2 separate regions of the Homo sapiens genome follow, and region 1 is linked to region 2. Evidence: chromatin contacts called from ENCODE Hi-C or POLR2A ChIA-PET data. All regions are on one chromosome and are shown on one strand. Each heading gives the region's core, a stretch centred on a gene start or an enhancer-like site at or near the end of the contact. The rest is flanking DNA. Distances are from core to core; before and after follow the strand shown. Region 1 has its middle 400 kb from the start of FOXP1-AS1. Region 2 overlaps FOXP1 (forkhead box P1).

What was found. A loop is a pair of places that touch in the nucleus more often than their neighbours do. ChIA-PET counts read pairs that join two places held with the same protein, here RNA polymerase II (POLR2A). Pooled maps may share reads with other maps.
Region 1: a pooled map shows a loop between it and region 2 (2.6-fold over the local background). The contact joins two enhancer-like sites. A Hi-C loop is called at or near these places in 1 of 50 pooled maps. POLR2A ChIA-PET finds 5 or more read pairs at or near these places in 3 of 52 experiments (OCI-LY7, Panc1 and activated T-cell).

The regions. Positions count from the first base shown.
Region 1 is chr3:70,887,082-70,892,381 of GRCh38, reverse strand. No RefSeq gene overlaps it. Among named protein-coding and RNA genes, the nearest start is that of FOXP1-AS1, 400 kb to the left of the region's middle. Within about 2 kb of position 3,066, at least 4 of the 41 ENCODE cell types and tissues checked have a DNase peak (open chromatin) inside an H3K27ac peak, as active enhancers do.
Region 2 is chr3:71,065,872-71,071,485 of GRCh38, reverse strand. The region is part of intron 7 of FOXP1 (forkhead box P1); the gene reads left to right. Among named protein-coding and RNA genes, the nearest start is that of FOXP1-AS1, 220 kb to the left of the region's middle. Within about 2 kb of position 1,550, at least 6 of the 41 ENCODE cell types and tissues checked have a DNase peak (open chromatin) inside an H3K27ac peak, as active enhancers do.

The DNA of each region.
Region 1 (5,300 bases), core at 1,817-4,316, 180 kb after region 2:
CAGCTTTTTCTTCCAAACTTTTCTTTCTTAATGGTTGATTAGAGAAAATTTTGCATTTATTATATATGCCTTGGGTGCCTCCAGCCCCCTGCAGTATTTATCACCTGAAATGGGCAAATAATCTGTTAGAAATATTTGTTAAATAAGAGTCAACAATTATTGAATGAAGTTGCAAAAACTAAGTTCAGAGGACAGAGCTGTGACACCTACATGACAATTATTTTAGGCAATCAGAGCTCTTTTAGATTTTTGGTTTGTGTTTTTTTTTAATTAGTTTTTTGGTAGGGATCATGTTCCAGGTTTCCAGAAGACTTTTAGAACAACAGCTTTCAAAAGGAAAATGATATTATTTGGTTTTTAATTAAAGAAACCATCTTTCGTACACTAAGATTGAATGAAATGTCTACTTTTTAGTCTCAAATAGATTTTATAAAACATTTAAGTATGTAAAAAGTTTAGTTTTCAATCAAAAATGTGTTTATTTTGAACACAAATATACGTAATAAGAATAGAACCAAAAAATTATGTATGTTTTATTAGTTTCCCAGGGTTGCTGTAATGAATTACTGCAAACTACATGGCTTAAAACAACAAAATGTATTCTCCTGCAGTTCAGGAGGCCAGGCATCTGAAATCAAGACGTCAGCGGGGTCGATTTCTTCTGGAAACTCTGAGGAAGAATCTGTCCCATGCCTCTCTCCTAGCTTCTTGTGGTTGCTGGCAACTCTTGGCTTTCTCTGGCTTGTAGCTGCACACTCCAGTGTTTCCTGTCATCTTCATATAGCTTTGTGTCTCCTTTCAAGGACAGCAATCATTAAATTCAGGGCCCACCCTAATCCAGTATGATTTCACTTTAACTTGATTACATCTTCAAAGTCCCTATTTCCAAATAAGGTCACATTCACAGGTATTGGAGGTTAGGACTTGCAGGTATCTTTTTGGTGGGGATAAATTCAACCCCCTAAATATGTGTACATATTAGATATGTGACCATGTGCTATAGAATATACAGTGTAAAATCATACAAAGTATATACTTTCTCTTGATAGATGATTTTACAGATATGGAGGAGAGAATCAACTTCAGACTGATTTTTAAATGGCACCATCTTAAAAATAAAGATTTTAATGTCCTACTTGGAAAACGCATGTAACCTTTCAAGTCAAAGAATGAAGTTCCAACACCAGGAAACTCACTATTCTGGCCATTCTATCTTGATTCTAAGTGAACATTCTAATTAGAACCAACCCTCATAATTACTTTTATATTAATAGCATTATAAGGTAAATGTTCTTCTATCTGGGTTTTATCTCTCTGCTATAAATTGCATTGTTAGCTCATATCATGCCCCTTGCATTATCAATTATTGGAGGCACTTCTTAAACGGAATTGGGGCCATGAGTAATTGGAGAAGCATCTGATAGATGGGGAAATTTTTTACTTTCCCTTGCAAGGCTGGATCTCCATAATTTGGCCGTGAAAACATTGATATAAGACATCGCTTCAATTCATTCTGGGATTTTTTTTGCAATGTCGGTGTAAAAAGCTATTGAGCAGGCAGGGGAATTCCTAACAGATGAACCTCTGACTTATTTTTTAGCTTTTTACTGATGTCTTACAAAGAAGAAAGTACATTTATGTTTGTCAACATAAAAATGCTTTTATCTCTTGGTAAAAACCTACAATACTCTCTGTTGTTCACCAATAGCCACCCTCCCACTAAAACAGAGGAAAAGTTTCTCATTTGGGGAACAAATTTCTCTTTATACACTTTTGAGTTCAACACAAATTGGTGACCCTGAGGAGGAAGACGTTATAGACCCTTAAATCCCTAGATCCACCCAGAAATCCAGCTTGATTCATTTTCGCTTGTTCTAGTAGTCTGATTTATGTCAGGAGACTGTGTTTATGGAGATCAGGTGGCCTTTCTCACAAGCCTTTTTAATTTGCACCATTATCTGCTGATAACAGCGTAATGAGCCTGCATCTTCTGAAAAATAGAAAAAGTGTGCTTTTCCACAAAACACTTGTAAGACTGCATGGATTGCGGGGAAGTGGTATTGGATGCTATTAATGGGATGGTAGCTGACAAAAATGTCAAAGATGTAAGTTATTGTTCCAGGCCACTTGAAACCTTAGAATATGTTCCCCCAGTCACCCTATTAATGGAGATATATTATCTCTCTGAGAATTTCCTGTCAAACTCTGTTAAGTAAATAAAGAATAGGTGAAATATCAGAAACAGAGCTAACAAATGGAGCTAAGGCCTCCACTGGAAAGAAAAGAGCCAGCTGTTTACCGTGCTAATTCGAAACAAAATGAAAATGTATGTTTTTCATCTTTGTGGAATATAATTTTCAAACATAGACTGGAAGTTGGCTTTAGAAAAGACTTTTTTCTTTTTTTGAAAGAGATATTTAGTGGTCTGGTTTGTGTGTGACAAATGTGACTCTGGCCTTGACTTAAGACACATGTCTGGCTGAGCCCTGCATGTTGCCTCGAAATTGAACTCAAACCATGAAGTAATATTTGAGTCATTCAGCCGTGTTACTCTCAATGTGTCAAGATCAGAATGTACTAGAACTTTTTATAGTCAGAGACACAGCTAATTGTAGATACCGACTATCAGGCAGGACCCAGGGAATTTGGTGTAGGTGAGCAGAGCCACCCAGCTCTGTGGTTCCGGTGGTCCTGTGCAGATCTCAACCAAAGCCCATGTCATCCTAGGAATCTAACATAGAATCCATATTGTTCAGCCAGTGCTTCTCAATTAGGGGTGAGCATCCACACCCCCATACCCCCACTCCTGCTCTCCTGCCAGGGACACTGGGCAACGTGTGGAGGCATTTTTGGTTTGCATATTTGGGAAGGTTGCTACTGGCATCTGGTGGGTAGGGACCAGGAAAGCTGCTAAGAATTCTACGGTGCCCAGGACAGGGACCCACAGCAAAGGATTATTCAGCCCCAAATGTTGACAGTGCTGAGGCTGAGAAACCTAGCTCTTTTATTTTTGAGACAGAGTCTTACTCTGTACACCCAGGCTGGAATGCAGTGGTGCAATCTCAGCTCACTGCAACCTCCCAGGTTCAAGTGATTCTTCTGCCTCAGCCTGCTGAGTAGCTGGGATTACAGGCACATGCCACCACACCCAGCTAATTTTTTTGTATTTTTAGTAGAGATGGGGTTTCGCCATGTTGGCCAGGCTGGTCTCGAACTCCTGGCCTCAAGCAATCCATGTGCCTTGGCCTCCCAAAGTGATGGATTACAGGCAAGAAGCCTAGCTCTTGAACAGTGATTCTTAAACATGGATGTGTGTCAAAACCATCTGGACAGCTAAGAAGGCAAAGGCCCAGGCTCATTGAGGTGACTGTGGGGTAAACACACCTGAGAGCAATAACATAAGTACACCCTGAGAATGACCCCGTATGGCAGATGCACCTGCATGTGTTTTCTGAGCTAGGGAATCCAGGAGTGGCCAACCCGGAGATTTCATTCCTTATCTATGATAAATGTTTGAGCCCCCAGCCTGTCCCATCTAACACGGCGCATATAGGGGATTGAGGCCCTGAGTTCTTGGGTTAAATGAAGGTTTCCAGGAGGGGGTTGTTAGTGGGAGGGTGTTAAGTGAAAACGCTATATAATATTTGATTCATGATGTTTGCAGGCGGTTGGGGTTCTACTGCCCCGTCAGTCAGCACTGTAGGAAAGTGGATGTGTTGTCTAGCCAGTTGCCACTGGATCATTTTGGTAATTAAGTTGGTTCTCCTGTCCAGCCCACTGCCACTGGACTCTCCCCCCTGTATGGAACCCCTAATAAAACCCCAGGTCTCCTTTGCTGGCTCTGGGTCTCTTCTTGAACCTGGTGCCTTCACTATTGGAATTAATAGGGGTTTGGCAAAACAGGGAGGGCCTGAGCCTTTGTAGTTTTATCAAGTTTTTACGTGATTCTCACTCAAGTTCAAAAGCCACTGGTATAGGCTATTAATTAGATTCGGAAGTTGGACATGAACCATTTACCAATTTTTTTGGTCACACATTTATTATTTTTTGGTCACCCCTGTAATCTCAGCTACTTGGGAGGCTGGGGCTGGAGAATCTCATGAGCCCAGGAGTTCAAGGCTGCAGTGAGCTACGGTCACGCCACTGTGGTCCAGCCTGGCAGACAGAGTGAGACCCTGTATCTAAAAGAAAACATACAGAAACAACTTTGTGTGATTGTTTTTGTATGTTTTGTCTTCTTCAACTGCTCTAGATTTTTTTGCACAGGAAAATGTATGCTATAATGGTAATTTATTAATCATTATTTTTCTAGGCCAGTATTTCCCACTCAATCTGTGGGTTGTGAAGTTGCTACGAGGACTTTGAGAATCCGTATGTGTGCAAGCATTGCTCATAGAACTGAAAAAAAATCTTACACATATAAATATATGAATATTTTCCAAATTATATAGATGATCTGATTAATCATGTACACACTCATTTAAAAGTATTACTCATTGAATGTTTTAGAAAGAGATGAACACAAATATATCTCTACTGTCAGGTGGGTTCATAAAATATTTAAATATTTATTTTGCAAAGGGATCCTCCAAACTTAAAGGCACCTGCAGACTACATTTTCGAGATTTTTCCACAGTTTTTTTTTGAGACAGATTATTTGCCCATTTCAGGTGATAAATACTGCAGGGGGCTGGAGGCACCCAAGGCATATATAATAAATGCAAAATTTTCTCTAATCAACCATTAAGAAAGAAAAGTTTGGAAGAAAAAGCTGAACAATTATAGATGTTTACAATCCTAATAATGGTCATCAAGAAAATCTAATTTCATGTTCTGCATCTTCAGATACAAGACATCAGAGAAACTTGTAGGAAAGTGTTTTTTTTAATCACTGTATCAGTTTCTACTGAGATCCATGTACAGTTCTATATCTAATACTTGGTTTAGAGCACTGTTGCTCTAAGCTTGATTTCTCAAATAAGTCACCTGGGGATCTTGTTGTCCTACAGATTTTGATTGAGTTTGCCTGGACTTGTAATTCAGCAATCACCACAGGCTCCCAGGAAATGGAATGGCCCTGACCCTCAGACCACGGTTTGAATAGTGGGAATTCAAAGATGTTAGTTTCTGGAAGTTTATGCACTTTTGGCACCACGTATCTTAAAATACACTGTTGAAATGACTGGATCGTAGTAAAGCGGGGAGAGAAAACCAACTAAACACAATAATGCAACTCACATTTCACTTATGTAAATGTTATAGAAAGTCCTTGTACTTGAACTGATTAATTTTTTTTAACG
Region 2 (5,614 bases), core at 301-2,800:
TTATTCCTGACAAAGTCATTAATAGAATCCTAAGTCATATGTAGTACTCCTGTACTATCTCAGAGTTAAACAGCCTGCTTGAGGCCTCTGTGGACTAGAAAAGATGTGCTGACCGCTTCAGCGGCCTGTAGATGAGCCCCAGTACTTGGAGCTGTCTGGAAACTACATGAACCGTCAAAGACTGGAAAGTGGAGACACCCAGGGTTGCTCACCTGGATGCCTGTGTCAGATTCCATTCCTGAGTTCTTAAACACACCCTCTGTTCTCAACCTCCCTCTCCCACCCGCTCCCCACTAGAACTGGCCTTACAACCTTTTTTTCTAGAAAAGGAGACAAACCTTGAGACTTTTATGTGGTCACTCTTAAAGACAGGGTGTGAGTGTCTGTGTAATTGGTGACTATTAGGGAAAGAAAAGCAAGCCATAGCGAGCGCAGAGCCCCGGAAAATGTTTTCTGTGTAGCAGCTTCTATGCCACACAGTGTGGAAGGCAATTATCTTGGAGGGGATTCCACAGCCCTGTGCCGGCTTCCCCGGTGTAAGATTTATTGTCGGCTGGATTGGGTGTTCTTTATAAGACCATTTACTCGGCATCTAAAGCGCTGTCAAGAGTGCTACTTCCTGAATGCTTTTGAGGTTGCAACTGCTAAGCTTCATTTTCCCGTCTTGGAGATATATTTTTGAAATGGTATGCAGGGATTTGTACAGGCCTTGTGCTTCCCATTGACACTGACAGGAGTTGCACTGTTAAACCCCAGCACGCTGCTGCAGAAATTTACCCCCTAATGCCCAGAGCCCTCCTTCAGCTGGGAGTCTGGCCCACACGTGCGCGGAGGGTTCCCGTAGCAGGGGAGAGGGCCCGAGAGTGCCCTTGTTTTGTGTAAGTCCTACCAGCTAATCAGTCTCAAAGTTGACTGTTTTCTTACTGAAACAAAGGATAAGCAAGTACTCTTCTTTTGCTTTTTCTCTTCCGTTTTTTGGATCTTAGGAATGCCAGAAGAAAACTCGAACTGCGAGTCAGCCAAATATACTGTATCGTGAAACCTTAGGGACCACTGAAATGGGAACAGTGGCCCATTACTGCTAAGAAGGTGTTTTATTGAAAATGCGCCGACATGCTCTCCCCGGAGAGTGAGCAAAAGAAGGCAAGATGCCCAACAGTAATACAGGTTGTTCTCTTAGGTGAGCTAAAATATCGAGTTTGGCACTCCCCTGCTGTGAGCGAGGAGGCAATAGAGTAGACGAATGTGCATTTTTACATTAAAAGTGCCATATTTCACTAGGGGTGTCCCCCTTTCTCCCCCCATTTTGTTTAAATGTCTTAATTTATATATTCCAGTTAATAGTTCATTACATGTCCTTTCTCTGTCTGGCTTTAAAAGTTGTCTTTTGAATAAGTTGAAGTAGTCAAAATTTCCTAATCCTGGCAGGCTTGCCAGCAGAGGGCAGGCGTAAAGAAGGTTTTGACATGAGGGTGTGTCAACCTAGGGTCAGAGGAGGGTGGTGTTGCATGGGAGGAAGATGTGTGAGCATTGTTCTGAGGGCAGGATGGGACACGCTCCCTTTGCCTCTTTGCAGGCCTGCTGCACACCACAGATCTCTGGAAAAGCTGACTGTACTAAATAAAGGTGGTCAGTTGCCTTTATCTGATATTCAGCGATTTCTACATAAGTAAACGTTAAAAAAATTAAAATGTAATTTCATTCCCCAAGAGCCGTCTTTTCTTTCCCCTTCAGTGCCCCATTTCTGGTTATGCTTAAAAATCGAGGGTTTGCCTGTGGGTGGGCCAAAAATACTGTCACTCTTCGGGAGGGAAATAACAAATTACACTTGGTGGTGGTGGTGGCAGTGATGTTTTCCCCCCGATATCTGAAGGGTACAGCACTTTGGGACATGCTCTACTGCCCCAAAACATGTACCTTTTCAAGAACTTTGCACACTTCAGTGTAATCTGTTCTAACCCCATGGCAGAAGCAGTCCATTAACAAATTTTACATTATGTTAAAACAGGGGATTATAGTTTCATCATAAATGAGAGAGGGTAATTTATTACTGTCAAATGCAGAGTTAGGAAAGGATGTTGTCATTTTTCTTTTCTGTCATGATTTTGTTTACCTCTGATGCTTATGAATGCTTTTAGAGTAAGGGATTTGTTTTTAGGTTGATGTTTTCCATAGCTCATCATACTTACAAGTCACCTGAATGTTGACATGTCACACTGTGTATATACAAATTAACCAGAAGCAATGGCTTTATAAAATGTTGCATTACATGAAAATGCAAATGGCAATTTGGAAGATGCATTAAGGGGAATTTAAACTCCTATGGAACAGTGAGAACTCAGTGTTTTCCCTTGGCCAAACTTGCAGGCACAGAAGAAAAACAACATAATTAGCTTCATTGTCAACATATGCATAACAGTGACATAAACAATATCAATATGGAGCTAACTGCCTTAGCTCCCTGTAGATGGATGATGTATTAATTTATATTTTTAAGTAAAAGCACTGCTTAAATCAAGACAGAATGGTGGTTCCTTGGAGACAAATCCCCAGATCTCAGGAATGGGGCATTGCTGTTGCAATTTAGTAACTCTAATTGGCTGCCCCATTGCCATTCTTTGGAGAAATACTTAAAGCAGTCCTCCTTCTGGGGAGGCGCGCTTTCCTGAGTAGGCCATCAGGCATGTTACTGGGCTTACATTTTGTATTCCTGTTGCTTTAGCTTTCTCTCTCCGGAATTGGAATCAGTTGGTTGAATCTCTTTAAGTTCTGTCATTTCAGAATATGTCCTGGATACTCCATTAAATTAATTGGAAAGGGGAAAGAAAATGTGTGTTGTGTTAACACAAGTGTTGTTCAGAAGAAGACAGCAAACTTGAATTAAGGTTTTGGCCTCTGATCACACAGTTGATTTTTCACCCCATGCTCGTATCCTTTCTCTAGTTATTTCCAAGCAGCTTCTGGCAAAGCAGGCCTTTCGTTGGAACTGAGGACCACGTGGGCCAGGGACCATTGCTGTATCTGCCTCACCACAGGGCCATTCATCAGTGTATGGAATAATGTCCTGAGGAGACGCTCCTCCTGACTCTTCCTTTAATACATCTTATCTCCATTCTCAGCTCTGAATGGGCAGTAAAACCTTTCACTTTCTTCTGTGTTCAAAGCTAAGGCTCAGCAGAACCAAATATAATACATGATTTTAGTCCCAGGTGTGTTATTTGGTGGTTAGAGTTTGGTGTGGGATCATAGTAATCTGTTCTTAAGTGCACAGCCAGCTGCACAATGGACTCATTTAGCAACTGACAGGTTTCTTAATATGTGGTGTTTGAACAAGAGCTGTATCTGTTGTGGGTGTTAGGATGTGGGCATCAAAAATATTTTTAAAGTATGGTATTTAGCATTTCCTTTACTCTTCCTTAAACGTTGGCTTACCCCTCGATATCCCCTCCCCCCCACCACAGGTATTCATTTTATATTATTATGGCTTTTTTTTTTTATAATTATCCAGTATCTGCTTCCTCTTGGAAGCCTGTAGTATATATTTTTTTTTTATTTTATTTTTTATTTTTTAAGACAGTTTCTTGCTCTGTTGCCTAGGCTGGAGTGCAGTGGTGCGATCACAGCTTGCTGCAGCCTTGAACTTCTGGTCTCCAAGTGATCCTGCCACCTCAGTCTCCCAAGTTGTTGGGACTATAGGCATGCACCATCACACGTGGCTAATTGTGTGTGTGTGTGTGTGTGTGTGTGTGTGTGTATTTTTGGAGACGGAGTCCCACTGTGTTGCCCAGGGTGGTCTCAAACCTCAAAGCAGTCTTCCTGCCTTGGCCTCCCAAAGTGCTGGGATTATGAGTATGAGCCACTGCACCTGGCCATGTTTAATTCTTGGGAGAAATCACTTTGCTTTTCTAAGCCTCAGTTTCCTCCTCTGTACAATGAGGGCTGGAATTTGTGTTCAGATTATGACAACTGCATGAGACTGTTAAAACACCCACAATCCAAAATTTTTTTGTTGGCCTTTCTTATTCAGCTTTTCTAAAATGACCTGGTGCTCACAGTGATTAATAAATGGTTTTAACGAAGTCTTCTGAGTTACTATTGGTTTTAACATTTTATATTATATTCCACTTATGGAAGTTCCAGTTCTTCCTGAATCCCAAATACAGGGCAAGTACACAGGACCACAGGAGTTTAGAATTAACCAAAGTGGCCTGGGCATATGTAGTTTATCCAGGTTTATCACTGATGGGACATTTCCTTGCCCAGAAGTAGTCTCTGAGTCACCATATCATCTGTCTGTCTGGAGACAGGGCGAGATGGGCTCCAGGTGGCTTCTAAGTTAGTATGCCAAGCCATTTCCCTCTCTCTTTTGTCACCTCCCCCTTACCCAAACCATCAGCCTTTAAATGCCACCTCCCCAGTGGGCCTTCCCAGACCCCTCCTCCTAGTGATCTCCTCCTTCTTTGTGGTCCCATGGTGCTTACAGCCACCACCGTGCAATTTAGTAGTTGAGTAAGCACTGCATTGCATCACTCTCTAATTATTTTGTTTAAGGCTTGTCTCCACAGCTGGGTCATGAGCGTCTGTAATGTTGTTTGCTTGTTTATTGTTTGTTTTGATGCACCTGCAGACTATTAGCTGATAAACACTGACCTGCTAAGGAGTTAGTCCACCTTCTGAAAGCATGCATGAGTTTTATGGATGCCTCATGAAGAACTTAGTTTCTAAAATAAAAACACATTGCATATTCAAAGTACATCCCAGTTTTTGTTTATAAACATTAAAACTCAATTTTAATACTTTGGGAAAAAGAAAGTCACTTAGGCGTTTTGAAATGATTCTTTCCACTTTCTCCCTGTACATTGGTTGGAGAGCACTTCCTTTATTTGTATTTCCTGCCGTTGGGGCTCTCTGCCAGCCCCTCCGGAAAGAGCACCTTTTCTCTTTAAGAGTCAGAACTCTACTGATAGTCGGGGGACTTTCTGGCAGATTTAAGGTCCTTCTACCTCGCAAAAGAGCCCTTGGTTCTCTGTTGAATATTCATGAGAGGGTGGGGTCACATTTTGTGACCTGAAAAAATCCCATTAATAAATTTGGTATCTGACACAAAAACACTTTAGGGTGAAGAGCGATCTGCGCTGTGCCCATTTAACATCTGATCATACTTTGATGGTCACTTCGCGCTTGTCTCTTTTACAGCCAGAGTAAAGAGGGAATTGTCTGCTCCCCGCTGACCCTGTTGAAATTCAGGCATTTGCTTGATTGGAAATATTACCAATATTCTTTCTGGTCTGTAGTAACCTGCATTTAATACACTTCACATCAAAATGTACTTTCAAGTAAAATTCCTGGGATTACTGGGTCAGATTTTGTTGCCTTTTTTTTTTTTTTTTTTTTGAAGGCAAATAGGCATTCATTGATGTCACACTACTCCTTTTCCTCTAATATTTTGAGAAAAAGAATAAAAATGTGTGTGGGGATTTTGTGTGTGTGTCTTTAAAAAATATACAGGCCAGGAAGTTTTTCTCCAAGTTTGAAGGTGGTAAATAGGTGATTTTTTTAGAGTCGCCGAAATGGACTAGATTAACCTGACGCTTAAGTCGTGTCAGTTGAGCCA